Linked DNA regions of Mus musculus: region 1 is linked to region 2. A link is a loop called in an ENCODE intact Hi-C map of the cell type or tissue named here. Cell type or tissue: left cerebral cortex. All regions are shown on one strand. Each heading gives the region's core, and the rest is flanking DNA. Links, peaks and the distances in the headings are about the cores only.

Region 1 (7,829 bases), core at 1,872-4,371, 75 kb before region 2:
ATCTAGTAAAGATTGTGCTTGATACCAGAATTCTACCAGAATTGCATATTCTAGCTCTAACCAAAATTATCTGGTATTTGCTTGTCTCATTTTTTATATTGTTCACTGATGACAAAGCTAAACGAAGACCTCATGTGCTGTGCTCTATTTCTCGATTGTTAGCTTAGCCTTTAACAGCTTAGCATCCTGCATCCCTGAACGAAGTTCTTGATTAGACATAGTTACCTTGAGTGGCTTTTCTTTAGGTGGTATGCTACAGATAAGAGATAAATGAGTAAGTTGGATGAGGAATAATAGATTGAGTAAATACATAACCACTGTGATTACAGCAGGGTTTCACGTATGTTTTTAAGTTGGGAGATATGTTTTCAGATATGGAAATAATTCACATACAATTATAAATTTAATTGTCATACAGGGTTTGGAGTTGAAAATATGGCAACAGCAATGGATGAAGACCTGGAGGAAGAACTGGATGAGAAAGACGAGAAGTCCATGATGTGCCCTCCAGGCATGCACAAGTGGAAGCTGGAGCAGTGCATGGTGTGCACCGTGTGTGGAGACTGCACTGGCTACGGCGCCAGCTGTGTTAGCAGTGGCCGTCCTGACAGAGTTCCTGGAGGGTAGGACTAGACTTCCTAGGAAGAAAATAAGCACGCTCTCCCTCCCCTCTGTTTTTGTTTTTTTGTGTCTCAGGCTATCTCACAGTGTGTCCACCTACGTTTTATATGTGCCCGTGTATTGGGGTAGTGGTGTGTGGGTTTCAGACCTAGAGCTTCAGACTAATACCAGTTCAGTACTCTACCACTGAGCTACACATTCAAGCCTAAACTTGAATTCTTAGTTATTTTCTACTATATTGTGTTCTAATTTAGTCACCTTTATGTTTGGCCTCCTTTCATTTGATTCATCGAAGCCATTACTTAAAAATTAAGTTATACTTTTCTTCAAATCTAGGGCCTTGTTTTTTTCCTAAGCTTGTTTAATGCGAAATGTTTATTGATCTTTTCTTAGTACAGTTATCAAATTTATATGATTCTTGAGTAAAAATACATTCTTTTTCTCTCTAACATGATATCCTGCTTACCTATCTGTCTATCTATCTAGCCTGCCTATCTATCTATCCATCCATCCACCCATCTGTCCATCTTCTTATAGATTCTTGATTTAAGGGTTTGTCTTGGTTAGTTTTTTGTTTTTGTTTTTGTTTTTTGTTTTTTGTTTTTTTTTGTTTTTTTTTTTTTTGTTAATTTGATATAAACCTATACATATCTGGGGAAGAGGACTTCTTAATTGAGGAAGCACTTCCATATGATTGTCCTGTAGACAAGTCTGTGGAGTATTGTGTTGATTAATGATTCAGAGTGGAAGAATCTTGTTTATTGCGTATGGTGCCACACCTGGGCAGGCTGAGCAAACCATGAAGAGCAAGATGTAGCACTCCTCCATGGGCTGTATGTCAGTTCCTGCCTCCAGGTTCCTGCCCTGGCCTCCCTCTGTGATGGCCTCCCTCTGTGATGTGGAACTGTGAGCTGAAATGAACCTTTCCTCTCCAAGGTTCTAAATTATTGTCAATTCTAAGTTAGTATGTGAGGTGCATCAAATAATAGAATTTTCTCCTAGAACTTTAGAAGAATTTCACGTTTACATTTTATAGGTAATATAACACATAAAGGGTTGTCTTTTTTAAGACTAGGTTTCTGATAATTGGCTGATTTAGGGTGGGAGTGAAATTTTGTGAAGAAAAGCCTAGTTTGAGGAAAACTACCTTCAGTCTCTGATTTTACTATTTAGCAAATGCTTAGCTATCAAGTAATGCTTCCCAATTCCTGGCAGCATCTCCTGTGATTGTATTTCTGGACTTATGCTTTTTTTGTCATAAGTAGATTGTATACAATAGCCATTTTCCTTCAAGGCTATTGAAATATTATTTCAGGCTTGTTTTGTTAAATTGTGTTGCTTGAGATAAGGTCAATCTGGCCTCATACTTCAAGGCTCAAGTGATAACCCCTGATTCAGGCTTACCACTTACTGCAGCCACAGGCTTTTTCTTGTTCTTGGCATGGCTTATTTTATTAGCATAAGTAAAAAATGTACTCTACGAATAGGTAATTTTTATTCTGTGGTGCTTTGTTGGATACCATTTTCTACTTTAGTGACCTAACTTATTTATCTTTAATTAATTTTTATTTTGAGTATTTTTATGTAAAAGGATCCAACTTTTCTTTGTAAACAGTGTTAGAATTTAATCTCTCAAACCTTTCCTAGTCTGTTTTCATTAAAAATCAGCCCCCCAAACTTCAAGCTTGATCCAGAATAAAGAATCCAGAAATGCAGACATACTTTTGAATTCTCTGTGTCCTACTAAAATTATTTTTCTTAAATGCTCTTCCACAGATATTTATACAATTTTCATTGCTAACACTTAGCCAATTAAAATATTTTTTGTTAATGACCAAAATAAATATTCGAATAAATTTAAGATAATATTAAATGCCAGAGTACTGTGAACTTTTAGAGATGATTTAAGTCATCATAAAATTCTTACTACATACCTTATAATACACTTAAAAATTAGGCATTTTCTACAGTTTCTTTGGTGGTTCAAGGCATTGTAACATAAAACTGACTATTGTGATCATTTGTAAGTATACAATTCAATGTTTTTTAGTATTTCACACTGTTATGCTGTAAAAACACACACACACACACACACAGCTTTTTGTCTTATAAAACTAACTATATTCCTTTAACAGCCATTCCCACTTCCCACTCTCCTCCTCTCTCTACCCTCATGCTTTCTGTCTGCCTGTCTTTGACTACTGGAAAGATGTCACGCAAGTGGAGCACATGGTACTAGGGCTTCCTTTCACTTGCTCATGTTACTTACTCGAACGTCCTCAGAGTTCATCCATGTTGCCATACATGTCAGAATTTCCTTCCTTCAGGACAAATTGAGTGAATGTGTTTCTTATCCTTTTGCCTTTTGATGGACACATCTAAGCGCATGTGCATATTGCTACTGTGCACTTAGGTAGGCGGGTAGGTAGTTCTTAGAGAGTGCATCGAGTTCTTTTGGCTATGCCTACTGCAATGGAATTGCTGAACCATATTAATTCATGTTTTAATCCTTCAAGAAATGTTCATTGTGTTTTCTACAACAACTGCCATCTTATATTTCCATTAGTAGTGCATACATTTTGCAGTTTCTCCATGTTCTTCCTAGTTTTGTCTTCTTTGTTTGGATTTTATGCATCCCGAGAGATGTGAAATGGCTCCAGTGTAGTTTTGATTTGAGTTTCCTTAATAATGATGTTAAGCACCTCTTCTTTGTTTTGTAGGCAGTTGTAGCTCTTAGGAGAACTACCCCTTCAAGTCTTACACCAGCAGAACCTGGTGAAGCCAGGAGAGCCAGGAGAATTGGGTTCTTTATTCTTTTTGGTTGACTTATAGTTGGTCGGTGTGTGAGTACGTGATTCGAAATAAATGATGTCTATGAGCTACCTTTTAATTGTGTTGGCAGTTTTTTGATATAAAAAGATTTTTAACTTTCGTCAAGCCCAACTTGTTTAGTTTTGTGTTGTTGCCTGTGCTTTTGGTGACATATTTAAAAGTATTACTCAATTCAAGAAAGTTTGTCATACATAACACATCATGAATTGTTTTCTTCTAGTAAAAATTTAGCACATTTATTGTGAATGCTGTAGGTGTGCACATGCCTTGACGCACACATGGCTGTCAGAGCATGAATGGGAGGAGTCACCTCTTTCTCACAGGGTACAGGGATTGAACTCAAGTCAACAGGCTTCATAGCTGGGGCCTTTACCTAGGACCCCTAGAAAAATTTCTTTATAGTTTTAGATCTTCCATTTGAGTTGATTTTTGTATATTGTAAATGTTATTAGATGGAGGCCTAATGTTATTATAATGCATGTGGATATCCAGTCTTCTAACATAGTTTCCTTTTTTTTTCTTTCCTAATTTCTTTCTATTTTTTCTTACTAGATAATTTTCTTTATTTACATTTCAAATGTTATTCCCTTTCCTAGTTTCCCCTCTGAAAATCCCCTGTCCTCTCCCCCCTCCCCTGCTCCCCAACCTACCCACTCCTGCTTCCTGGCCTAGGCATTCCCCTATACTGGGGCATAGAACCTTCACAGGACCAAGGGCCTCTCCTCCCATTGATGACCGATTAGGCCATCCTCTGCTACATATGCAGCTAGAGCCATGAGTCCCACCATGTGTTTTCTTTGATTGGAAATTTAGTCCCAGGGAGCTCTGTAGGTGCTGGTTAGTTCATATTGTTGTTTCTCCTAGGAGGCTGCAAACCCCTTCAGCTCCTTGGGTACTTTCTCTAGTTCCTTCATTGGGGACCCTGTGCTTTGTCTAATGGATGGCTGTGAGCATCCACTTCTAAATTAGTCAGGCACTGGCAGAGCCTCTCAGGAGACACCTATATCAGGCTCCTGTCAGCAAACTCTTGTTGGACTCTGCCATAGTGCCTGGGTTTGGTGGTTGTCTATGGGATGGATCCCCAGGTGGGGTAGTTTCTGGATGGTCATGCCTTAAGTCTCTGCTCTGAACTTTGTCTCTGTAACTCCTTCCATGGGAGTTTTGTTCCCCCTTCTAAGAAGGATCGAAATATTTACACTTTGTTCTTCCTTCTTCTTGAGTTTCATGTGTTTTGCAAACTGCATCTTGGGTATTCTTCTAACATAGTTTCTTGACCAAGACTGTCTTTTTTATAGTTAGTGGTCTTGACACCCTTGTCAAAAAGTCATTTGGATATTAGTGTGAACATTTGTTTCTGGGCTTCCTTTCTGCTTCTTTGGCCTCTAAGCTTCTCTTTTGGCCAGCATCATTCACATTTCAGACTTGTGGCCTTAATATGTTTAGAAATCACAAAGAATAGTATTTCTTTATCAAAATTATTTGGCTTTTTAAGGAACTCTTAATTTTATGATATGTTTCCTACTCATGTGAGAAATATCATTAAGATTTTATTTTAATGGGAATGCATTGAATCTGTAGGCTTCATAGGGTGATTCTCACATCTTAACAATATTAAGTCTTTATCTTTGAACTTGGGATGTGGTCCTATTTATTTGTCTTAACTTTTTTTCACCAGTGTTTGTGGTTTTCATTATTCAAGTCTTTCACCTTCTTGGTTAAATTAATTGCTGATTTTTTTTTATTCTTTCTGATGGTTTTGTCAGTGTAATTTTTGTTGGAGTTTTCTTTAATGTTAAGAAATGCCACCTGTCAGTCATGTTGCCTTTCTCTCCTGCCAGTTCTCTGAGTTTCTTTATTAGTTCTACCAGTTCTTTTAGCGTTTCAGTGTCTGTATAAGATTTTTAGAGATTTCTAATGATGAAATTATATGTAGAGGGAGATAACAATACTTCTTTCAGATTTGGATATCTTTTGTTTTTTCTTCCCTCCTGATTGCTCTGGTAACCTATGCTGTATTATGTTAATCAAATGCGAGTCTAATTTTTTATCTAGTCTTAGAAGACGTGCTTTTCATCTTTCATTGAATGTAATGTTCATTGTATGTTTTCATTTGTGGCTCTGAATGTGTTTAAGGATTTTTTTTTCTGTTCTTAGTTTCTTGAATTCCTTAAATAATGAAGTATGTTAAATTTGTTAAAAGTTAATTTATATAGATTGAGAAAATTCTGCATTTTCCTCCTTTATCGTCTTAGCGTGGTATATGATTTATACATTTTCTAGTGCTACATTCCAGGGGGCGCTCCACCTTGGGTGGTTATCTTGTGTCGTGTTTTATTTCATTTGGTAGTATTTAGTTGTTGGGTTTTTTTTTTTTTTTTTGCCTCAATTTTTGTGAAGGCTTTTAGTCTTTTGAGGGTTGTGTTTTTATTTATTCTATGTCTTTGCATCAAATATCAACATAAGACATGATCTTCCACATTGTCAGTGATCCTTATTTTTCAAAGCTCACAGTTTGCAGGATACTTAGCAGCCACACCATTTGAGCTGCTGCTAGAAGCATTTGTCTCTTGTCCCTTTACAAAACTCTATATTACCATGAATGTGACAGGGCTATCAAAAGTTTCAAAGGACCAATTAGTGAGTAATTAAAGCTATGACTTCTATATCTATGAAGAGTGTTACAAAGAAGTTAGTTTTTCACTAACCTGGTAGCCGACTTCAGGGAGTATTTTTTCTTTACTTAGTGATAAAGACATGTTATATGCTTTTCAGTTTGTCTGATAGTGACAAAGCAGAAGCAAGGATTAGGTAGTTACATGCAGAGAGAAGAGAAGCATGGGACATGGTAATGTATCAAGACTGAGGAGAGAGACAGAGCTGACCCTTTGCTGATAAGGCTGCGGCCTATCACTGCAGGCGGCCTACACACCCTCTCCTGGAGACAGAGTTGGTGCAAGTGCCAGCCACCGCCCATGCTGGTCCTTAGTCCTAACACTCCTGCACTCATGAGAAAACTCATAGGACAATGGCCATTTATAATTAGTTGTAGCATCTATTTTGATTTTGTGTAGAAATATACTAGAATCATTAGACTCATAACACATTCTTTTCATTGTTTTTCTAAAATTCCTACTTTTCTTTGAAATCAATACAAGAGATTGGAAAAGTGGTTACAAAAAAGAATATTAAAAAATTAGAGGATTTCCGTTAAGCCTGTGTTTTGTTGTTTGTTTGTTTGCTTCTACGTAGGATCTGTGGTTGTGGTTCAGGGGAATCTGGCTGTGCCGTGTGTGGATGTTGCAAGGCATGTGCAAGAGAGTTGGACGGTCAAGAAGCAAGACAAAGAGGGATTCTTGATGCAGTGAAAGAAATGATACCTTTAGACCTCCTTTTAGGTAATTTATTTTATTATGTTTAATATCTTACCCTCACCTCAATAATTCTAGTAGTTGAAAGTCTTTCTATTAAATATTGTTTTAAAGTTAAGGTTAACATGAACATTGTTGTTTTGGTAACTGATATGATCATGGGTGATACTTTTTTCATGAACCTTTTATGGTAGGAATTTCTTTTGGGGGTTGTTTTTTTTTTTTTTTTTTTTGGAAACAGGGTTTTATGTGTGTAGACTTGGTTGTTGTGTAACTCCCTCTGTAGACCAGCCTTGAAGTCAGAAACCTGCCTGTCTTTGCCTCCTGAGTGCTGGGACTAAAGGAATGCACCACCACTGCCCAGCTTATATAAGAATTCTTGCAATAAAATTTTAAGTTTAAGGTGGTTTTCTGCTAGCTTTTACTTATTCATATTTGTATAGGTACAGCTATTATATACTCAAATTATATGATATATGTTATTTTCATTATTTTGGCCAATTATTCAGCTGTCCCTGTACCGGGGGTTAATATTGAGGAACATCTTCAGTTAAGACAAGAAGAAAAACGGCAACGTGTCATTAGAAGACACAGATTAGAAGATGGAAGAGGTAAGATAACTACAGAGAAAAAGTATAGGGAAACTTGCATACTTTAACTGAGGCAAGTGAAATATTTATAGAATATCCTCATTTAGTAAGAAGTATTAAAGTTTACAACATTCTTGTAGCAAGTGAAGTTACGTGAACATATTTACAGCATTTATAATTATGTTAGTAATAACACATTTAGTTCAGTAGAGTACTCCTCAACTGCAGTAAAGTGTGTGCTGGGTAGCTCAGCATGATGGCTCATACTTATAATTTCAGCATCCTGATGTTAACACAGGATTGCTACAAATTCCAAGCCTGTCTGCAGTGAGACTGTTACAAAAAAAGATAAAAGGATGTACCACTGGAAAATGTAAATGCCATTGCCAATGACAATTACAGATCGTATCAATCCTGT
Region 2 (7,829 bases), core at 3,551-6,050:
TTATAGAAGCCAGGACCACCAGCCTGGGGGTGGCACTACCCATAATAGACTTGGTCTCCCACATCAATCACTAAGAAAATGCCCTACAGGCTTGCCTGCAGCCTGATCTTATGGGTGTATTTTCTCAGTTAAGGTTCCCTCCTTTCAGATGATTATAATTTGTGTGTAGTTGACATAAAACTAGGCGGCATAAATGAAAGAAAAAATACAAAAAATTCCTGGATCATAAAATTTGAGTATCTGCATCTCTGTTTTCCTACATATTGTGGACAGTTATACATGGATTTTTTTTCCTGTGTTTGTGTGCATATTTTTGTCTCTGAGTAAATAGATTTAACAATTATGGTTTTAACATACTTAAATTATTTTAAGAATTTAAACTGACAGAACAATATTAGCTTATATTTGTATGACTAATATTTTATGCATGTAATTAAGCACTGATAACCTGTAGTTGTTGATGGTCAACTGCTAGTTTCACCGCTTCCCAGCTATGTTACTTTGGGCAAGTTATTTAGCAACTGCATCTCAAATTCTTTTATCTGTCAAGTAATATACTTAACTACTGAGGGCACTTGAATTAATTCATTTAATTCATATAAAGTATTTGGAAAAGATTCTGTTATCTAAAGGTATTCAGTAAGTATTAGCTATTATATTCATTAAAAACTCATTTAATGATATTATTTATAATGACCACAATATTTCAGTATATTTGAGTAGTTTATTGCTAGAGTTCTTTCTGTATTTTCCTTATACTGTGAACGCATATAACATGCTTTATGTCTTCATCATGAAGGAAAATGTTAAGTATGCTGTGCGCTTGAGGAACTATGGCAGTCGCACAGCCAATGGAGATGGAGGGATGACCACTGTTCAGTGCCCTGATGGAGTGACCTTTACCTTCAGCACATGCAGCTTGAGCAGTAATGGCACAAACCAAACCAGAGGACAGATTCCCCAGATACTATACTATAGGTAGGTGTGCTTATAGTTAGAGACGAATGTGCTCAAGTGGTGGGTAACATTCACAATGATACAAAACATGCCAAGTTGGTAATGTACCTGAATTACAGTTTATCTTCCTAGCACATACTTAGTCAAACCCTTTGAAGAATCCTCATTTTAAAATATAAATTCAGTATTAACTATTAAGGTGAATGCTTTTAAATTTTTGTCATTCTTTCAATATCACTAAAGGTTTTTTTGTACTATCATATATGTTGCTAATACTACTTTAATTCTTTGATTTTTATTTTAAAATACAAGTAGAACTTACTCATTTTTAAAATAATTATTTAAACTAGGTGACCCAGCCTGACTCTCCAGGTAGTGGTATTGCCTTGGTTATTTTATCCAATTGGAGAATAGTTTTACATGTAAAACTATTTTCACCTGCTCAGGTTAGCCTCTGGGACTCTAGACCATATAATAGTGGGAGTGTTCTTAGAGTACTTTAGTGAGCTATTTGTTAGGTAAATGATGGAAAAACAGAAAATTATGATCTTTGAGGAAAAATAACCCTATATATACATTTTTCATTATCTCTGATTTATTTTGAATAATAACTTATCTATCATCTTAGTGAAATTATCCCCCTTTCCCCTCAACATAACTTTGTATCAAGCCACTAATTTTGTATATGTAGTGCTTCTTGTGTTTGCCTTGGCTAGGCACACAGTGGGAATTTTTTCTACCCTTATTCACAGAAGAGGGAGCCAAGGCATTGAGTATTTAAACATTGTTCCCAAATCTCATTTGTAGTGACTTATGATAAGGGGGTTTATAGTCTGGATGTTGGACTCCAGGTTACAAAATACCCTTAAATCACCGTACCGTACATCCTCCGTAAGGATAATAATGGGTGTCTTAGTGATATAGCTGTCATTTGAGAATCAGTTATAGTAATTGTTTCTAAATTTAAGAAATTGTAAGATATGGGCATGGAGTTTCCATAGTCACATTTTTATTTTTCTAACATTCTAGTAAGTCCTTATAGTTCTCACCTAAAAAAATAAATAAATAAGAAATAAAAAAAGGATGCTTTCTGTGGTTGGCCGACAGACGTTGTAGGTTTAATGTGTCCCTTAGTAGGCACCCAGCTGTAGTAACACCTTGTTCTAGATGTCTCTTTCTCTTGCATCTAATTTGGTAATTTCTGACATACGTATTTGTAAAGTGTTCTACTTGTGACTTCTCCTATCATTCCTATAATTGAACTGCTGATTCCCAGTCTCTCTAATTTAAAATGATCATCATCTCTATCGCAGGGTCTCTTCTTTCTCTGCTGCCCTTTACATTCCGTTCTCCACAGAACAGTCAGCGTTCTCCGACAGGAATGAGGGCATACCCCTCCCTCCTCAGTTCTCTCTTGATGCTTTGCGATTAAATAGGAGTTTGCTACTCTGGCCTTGAAAGTCCATATGATCAGACCCTGTTTACTGTCTAATCCTGTCCCATGAACTCTGCACCTGGCTCCCACTGTCCAGATAATATTCTCTCACATTTTCCATGAGTTTGTAGTTTGTTTTTAAACACAACTCGGGTATTTCTTAAGTATTAGTTCAACAAAGAACAACTTAATCTAACAGAAAATAGCACCCTTTACTTTATAGTCTGCTTTGGTTTTTGTTCAAAGCCTTTATCCAAAACTAACATAATTACACATATGCTGTCTTTTTATTATTTCATGCACCTTTCCATACATTCATTAAAAACTCTGGCAGGTGCTATGATATATCACCTTCATGTTGTATTCCAGTATGTATGACTGCATAGTGGCATCTGATCTGAAGATTGCTTTGCATCCCTTACATCTTCAGATTTGATGCCACATATACTGTCTTAACTGTAATTGTTTTTCACTTTAAGTTTATTGAGGATTTCTGATCGGAATATGATGCCTGAATTTCTCAGTGAAAACTGTTTTCATTTTATTCATGCCCCAGGAGTGAATTTGATGGAGATTTACAATCCCAACTTCTAAGTAAAGCTAATGAAGAAGATAAAAACTGTAGCAGAGCACTCTCTGTGGTAAGCACTGTTGTTCGAGCTGCGAAGGACCTGTTGCACAGAGCTCTTGCTGTGGATGGTAAGACGATCCTTTTCCTTTCTTTAGAGTTAGATTTTAGAGCCTGTAGTTCTTTTGTGAATAGTTAATGAAGGGGAGATACCTTTTAGAATCCCTGAGTATTTAGTTCCTTATTTATTTATCCATCCATTTATCCAGTATTGATTTTGGATCATTCACTTCCTTCATACTCTGAGGAAGATTTTTTTAAAGTGAACCAAAAAAAAAAAAAAAAAATTACAGAATACTTTAAATTTTTTAGTTTGGTCAATAAGAGAAACATCTCATCTGATTAAATTCATTTTTGCTTATTTTCTTGTTAGTGAAACTTTTTTGCTATTGTGAAAATTTTTTTCTTACTGTGCTTCCTGTATCTATTAACTATTCATCCAAATGGCTGGTGAATAACCAGATGCATAACCTGCCCGTCTCCTCAGGTCTACTTGTCTAAGTCAAGTTCTAGAACTGTTTCTTCTCTGCAAAGTCCAGTCAGTATGTTCTTCTTTCTCTGCTCTACCAGTGCCTGGTTAAGCTGCCTTAGTGCAGCCTCACGTGCATTTTCTTGAATGGAAATGTCCAAGTAATTGCATTGCTACCTTTCTCCTGTTATCCACCTGTGTCTCTAGGCATCTTCTCTACACTAAGGAGAATCACTAGTATAAAATATTCAGGGTTATCCTTTCATCTAAAATGTTATTCCATCCCAAAGGTTTAGGCTAGGCTGAAAAAGTATTTTGTTAATATATGTCATTCGTTCATATGCAATAGGTTTAGAACTCCATATTTGAAAGAATAATTGCCCTACAGTATAAATATATAGGCTCAGCCAATCTTTTAAGCATCATGATCATGGGTAAATAACTAAAATGGCTGTCAGCAAAGTGCTTTAATGGGAAAAAAGAAGTCACAATAGCTTTGTAACAACAAATGCTTTTTGGAATGTTTATATGTACAGATATTATTCTAACCGTTTTATATTATATGTTGATTAATTTAATCCTAATAGCATTCAGTGAAGAAATATTGTTGATATTCTAAATAATTTGCTTCGTGTCACTCATGTAGCCGTGTTTAAAACCATTGCCCTAGCTTCTACTCCTTTCTCTAGCATTTTACAGGTATATATGTAGACCATGTTATGAATTTACTATAAGATATACAAACACTTTGTAACTTGACTTTTCCTTTTAAAAAGTGGAAAGTATCTATTGTAAGGATTGAGATAACAATAAATCCCTTAGAATAAATTGAGCCTGTCCTTCATAAATGTGTAGTTGATGTCAAGCACAGCTTTCTGAGGATAACAGGGTAGAGGTTAGGAGAGCATGCATACAGTATAACAAACTACCTTCTAACTACAGTCTCAATGCTTTTTTTAGCTGATGACATTCCAGAACTGCTTAGCTCTTCCAGTCTGTTTTCCATGCTGCTTCCCCTTATTATAGCCTACATAGGACCAGTAGCCGCTGCTATTCCCAAGGTGTGTAATCAAAATTCTATAACTTTGAATCTCTTACCACTGGTAACATTTCACAGGTCTTACATCTTCCCTTTAATCACTGAGGCACTAGGGTAATAGGTAACAGAGAAAGCATCCTAAGTGCTAGAAGTCGTTAGCTAAGTCTCATTGTTCCCAGAATTGCTAATTGATTTAGTGTACATATTTGCTTCACACTTGAAGAATTTAGGAATAGGAAATCTATTTTATAAATATGACATAAAGAAAGATTAAGTAATCAGATGGGTTTTTTTAAAAAAAATTCTGAACTTGATGCCAACTCTCCAGTTTTAATAAAATTATCAATAAAAAGATTATTTTACAGTAGTGAGATAAGACATGAAGAACATCATAAACTGTACAGTCTTTGGCATAATTTAATAAAGTAGAGCTATTTATTTCTAGATCACAGAAAAGCAAGGGTTTTAAAATATAGATTTTTTTGGTATAATATTTAGAATAAATTTCTTTACCCACTAAAAACACATTTAAAAAAAAAGTACTTTATAGAAACTATATGAAAACTGGTACTTATAAGAGTTACCAACAATTAGGGTAGTTCCTAAGTAAAGTGAATTTCACACTTACTTAATCATCTTTATTTTTTATATCTACTAGGTTGCTGTAGAAGTTTTTGGCCTTGTCCAGCAATTGCTTCCCTCAGTTGCCATTTTGAATCAGAAGTATGCACCCCCTGCGTTCAATCCCAATCAGTCAACTGATAGTACGACAGGCAACCAGCCCGAGCAAGGCCTCTCAGCTTGTACCACTTCCAATCACTATGCTGTCATTGAGAGTGAGCACCCATACAAGCCTGCCTGTGTGATGCACTACAAGGTGGGCACCGTTCTTAGCAAGACTCAAAGTCAAAGCTGGATCTGAGGCTTTCTAATGATATCAGAAAGTGGATTTTGTGAATGTTCAGAAATGTTACTTCTTGTAGTAGTTAAATATAAGGCATCAATCGAGACAGTATGGTACTGTTGGATTAAAGAAGACCTGAAGACATAGTCTTTCCTAATACGATATATCCTGAATAGTTTCCCCTCCCTCTTCTCTTAGTTCTTCCCCACCTAACCTACCCCCGTCCACTCCCTTTCTGCCTCTCATTAGAAAAGAGCAGGCTTCTAAAAGACAACAACCAAACATGTCAAAATAAAATATAATTAGATAAAACAAAACCATCACGAGGCAACCCAACAGAAGGAGCAGAGCCCCACGAGAAGGCACAAGAATCAGAGACCCACTCGTTTACACACTCTACCAAACTAAACTGAACGCAACAGTATGTATGTAGAGGACCTGTTTTGGCTCCGTACTGCTGCTTCAGCCTCTGTGGGTTCCTAGGAGCCATGCCCAGCTGAGTTGAGTCAGATGGCTTTGCTCTCCGGGGGTCCTCCATCCCTTCTGGCATTTATGGCCTCCTCTTCTATGTGGGTCCTTAACCCTGATGGGAGGGATTTGTTGGAAACATCCCAATTAGAGCTGTATATTCCAAGATCTCTCTCTCTCTCTCTCTCTCTCTCTCTCTCTCTCTCTCTCTCTGTGTGTGTGTGTGTGTGTGTGTGTGTCTCACCCTCCCTCTCATGTCTGGGCTGTAGTCTCTGTTCTCATCTGAAGCAAGAGGACACTTTTCTGATGATGGCTGAATATGTCACTGATCTAAGAGAGTATAGTAGAATGTTATTAGCCATCATTTTATTGTTACTTTTTTTTTTTTTTAACCCAGTAGTATTTGGTTTTATCCTATGTCTCTGGGCTATCTAGGAAGACAGACCTTCTACCTTAAAGATTTTATACACTGGTAGGTTTTTTGTTTTTTTTGTTTTGTTTTGTTTTGTTTTTTGAGAGTTGTTTGAAAATATCTTTCTAACAGTATTGCAGTATATAATGCTAAACTCTGTGCTGTATAATTATAGTGATTATAACTCTTAAAAATTGTAAATAGTATTTTTATATATGGTCCTGTGGGCATGTTTGTTCACAGACAGAGGGCAGAAGGACAACCTTGTGTTATTCCTTAAGCAGTATCCTCATTATTTTGAAACAGGGTCTCTCACTGACCTAGAACTTGGTAAGTAGACTAGCTTGGCTGGCCATGAAGATCTGGAGACCATGTTGTCTCACCTCCCCAAGCCAGGGATTAAAGCTTGTACCACCATGCCCAGCTTTTATTTATCTATTTTTGCACTGGTCCTAGAGACTACAGTGTAGGCTTCAAGCTCTTTTCAGACTCATCTCTCTCCCTACCTATAAGTCATACTTTTCAAACTGGCATTACTTTACTACAATCAGAACTCTGGAAACTTAAAGGAGCCTACTCAGAATATTGTGAAAAATAAAGTAAAATATTTTAAAAATTAAGGTTATCATATTCAAGTCCTTTTAGTAAGTAGATGAAAATGAACCACATTTTTTCAATTTAATTATGTTTTTACACCTGTAAAATATTCAATCTGTTATAGAAATAGATACATAAGAGTAGACAAGACAGTAGCTTACTGGTCTCCTGATTAAAGTCTTAAGCTCTTAATAAACCTATTTCATTTGTTTTCTACTTATTCCTTCCGGTTTATATTATTGTAAAACAATATTTTCTTTTGCATGTCTTTACTATAAGAACCATTTAAAATAACTGTAGTTTTACAGCTGAGTAACTCCTTAATATTATCAAATATACATATGTGATAAGTTTGTTTGAATTTGATTTAACATAAGATGAATCCTCTGGGCATTATTTCTTCAGTCCTTTTTTATGTTAAATCCCTGTAAGCATACTCTTCTCTCTGCACCTTTGTCTTTTGGTTTCCCCAACTTTTGATTGTTGGGGAAACTGGCCCAGTGTCCCTGCTTTTCACCCGACCTTGCTGAGTCTTCAGAGTCTCTCCTCTAATTTTCGTTTTCCCACGAATGTGCACATATGAAGCTTGTGTCTGCTGCTTCCGCTTTGTGATGATGGCGGAGGACCTTCTAGTTCTTGTCCCACAAACACATTGAATGCTTTAAGGTACATTGGGATAATAGTGTCTTTTACAGTGAGTTATATATCTGTCTCTTTGTATTTTTGTACTAAATTGTATGTGTGTGTGTGTGTGTGAGTGTGTGTGTGAATCATTTAATGAATTGATTTTTAAATTGGATTTTTGTACTGGCTGGTTTTGTGTGTCAAGTTGACACAGCTGGAGTTATCACAGAGAAAGGAGCTTCAGTTGAGGAAATGCCTCCATGAGATCCAACTGTAACGCATTTTCTCAATTAGTG

Evidence for each region. A loop is a pair of places that touch in the nucleus more often than their neighbours do. Peaks named below come from ENCODE experiments on the same cell type or tissue, not always from the same donor. Only the 100,000 strongest peaks of a DNase experiment are listed, where the experiment ranks them.
Region 1: it touches region 2 in a loop (1.9-fold over the local background); 1 of 42 quality-filtered maps calls a loop at or near these places.

What each region holds. Positions count from the first base shown.
Region 1 is chr14:103,275,392-103,283,220 of GRCm38, reverse strand. Mycbp2 (MYC binding protein 2, E3 ubiquitin protein ligase) reads left to right here. Exons shown (of 85, transcript NM_207215.2): 15 at 419-623; 16 at 6,703-6,848; 17 at 7,331-7,432. Among named protein-coding and RNA genes, the nearest start is that of Mycbp2, 67 kb to the left of the region's middle. In left cerebral cortex, for the core only: no CTCF peak of the experiment used is centred there; a DNase peak (open chromatin) is centred at 2,888.
Region 2 is chr14:103,201,898-103,209,726 of GRCm38, reverse strand. Mycbp2 (MYC binding protein 2, E3 ubiquitin protein ligase) reads left to right here. Exons shown (of 85, transcript NM_207215.2): 37 at 800-978; 38 at 2,949-3,091; 39 at 4,450-4,550; 40 at 5,187-5,405. Among named protein-coding and RNA genes, the nearest start is that of Fbxl3, 110 kb to the right of the region's middle. In left cerebral cortex, for the core only: no CTCF peak of the experiment used is centred there; no DNase peak of the experiment used is centred there.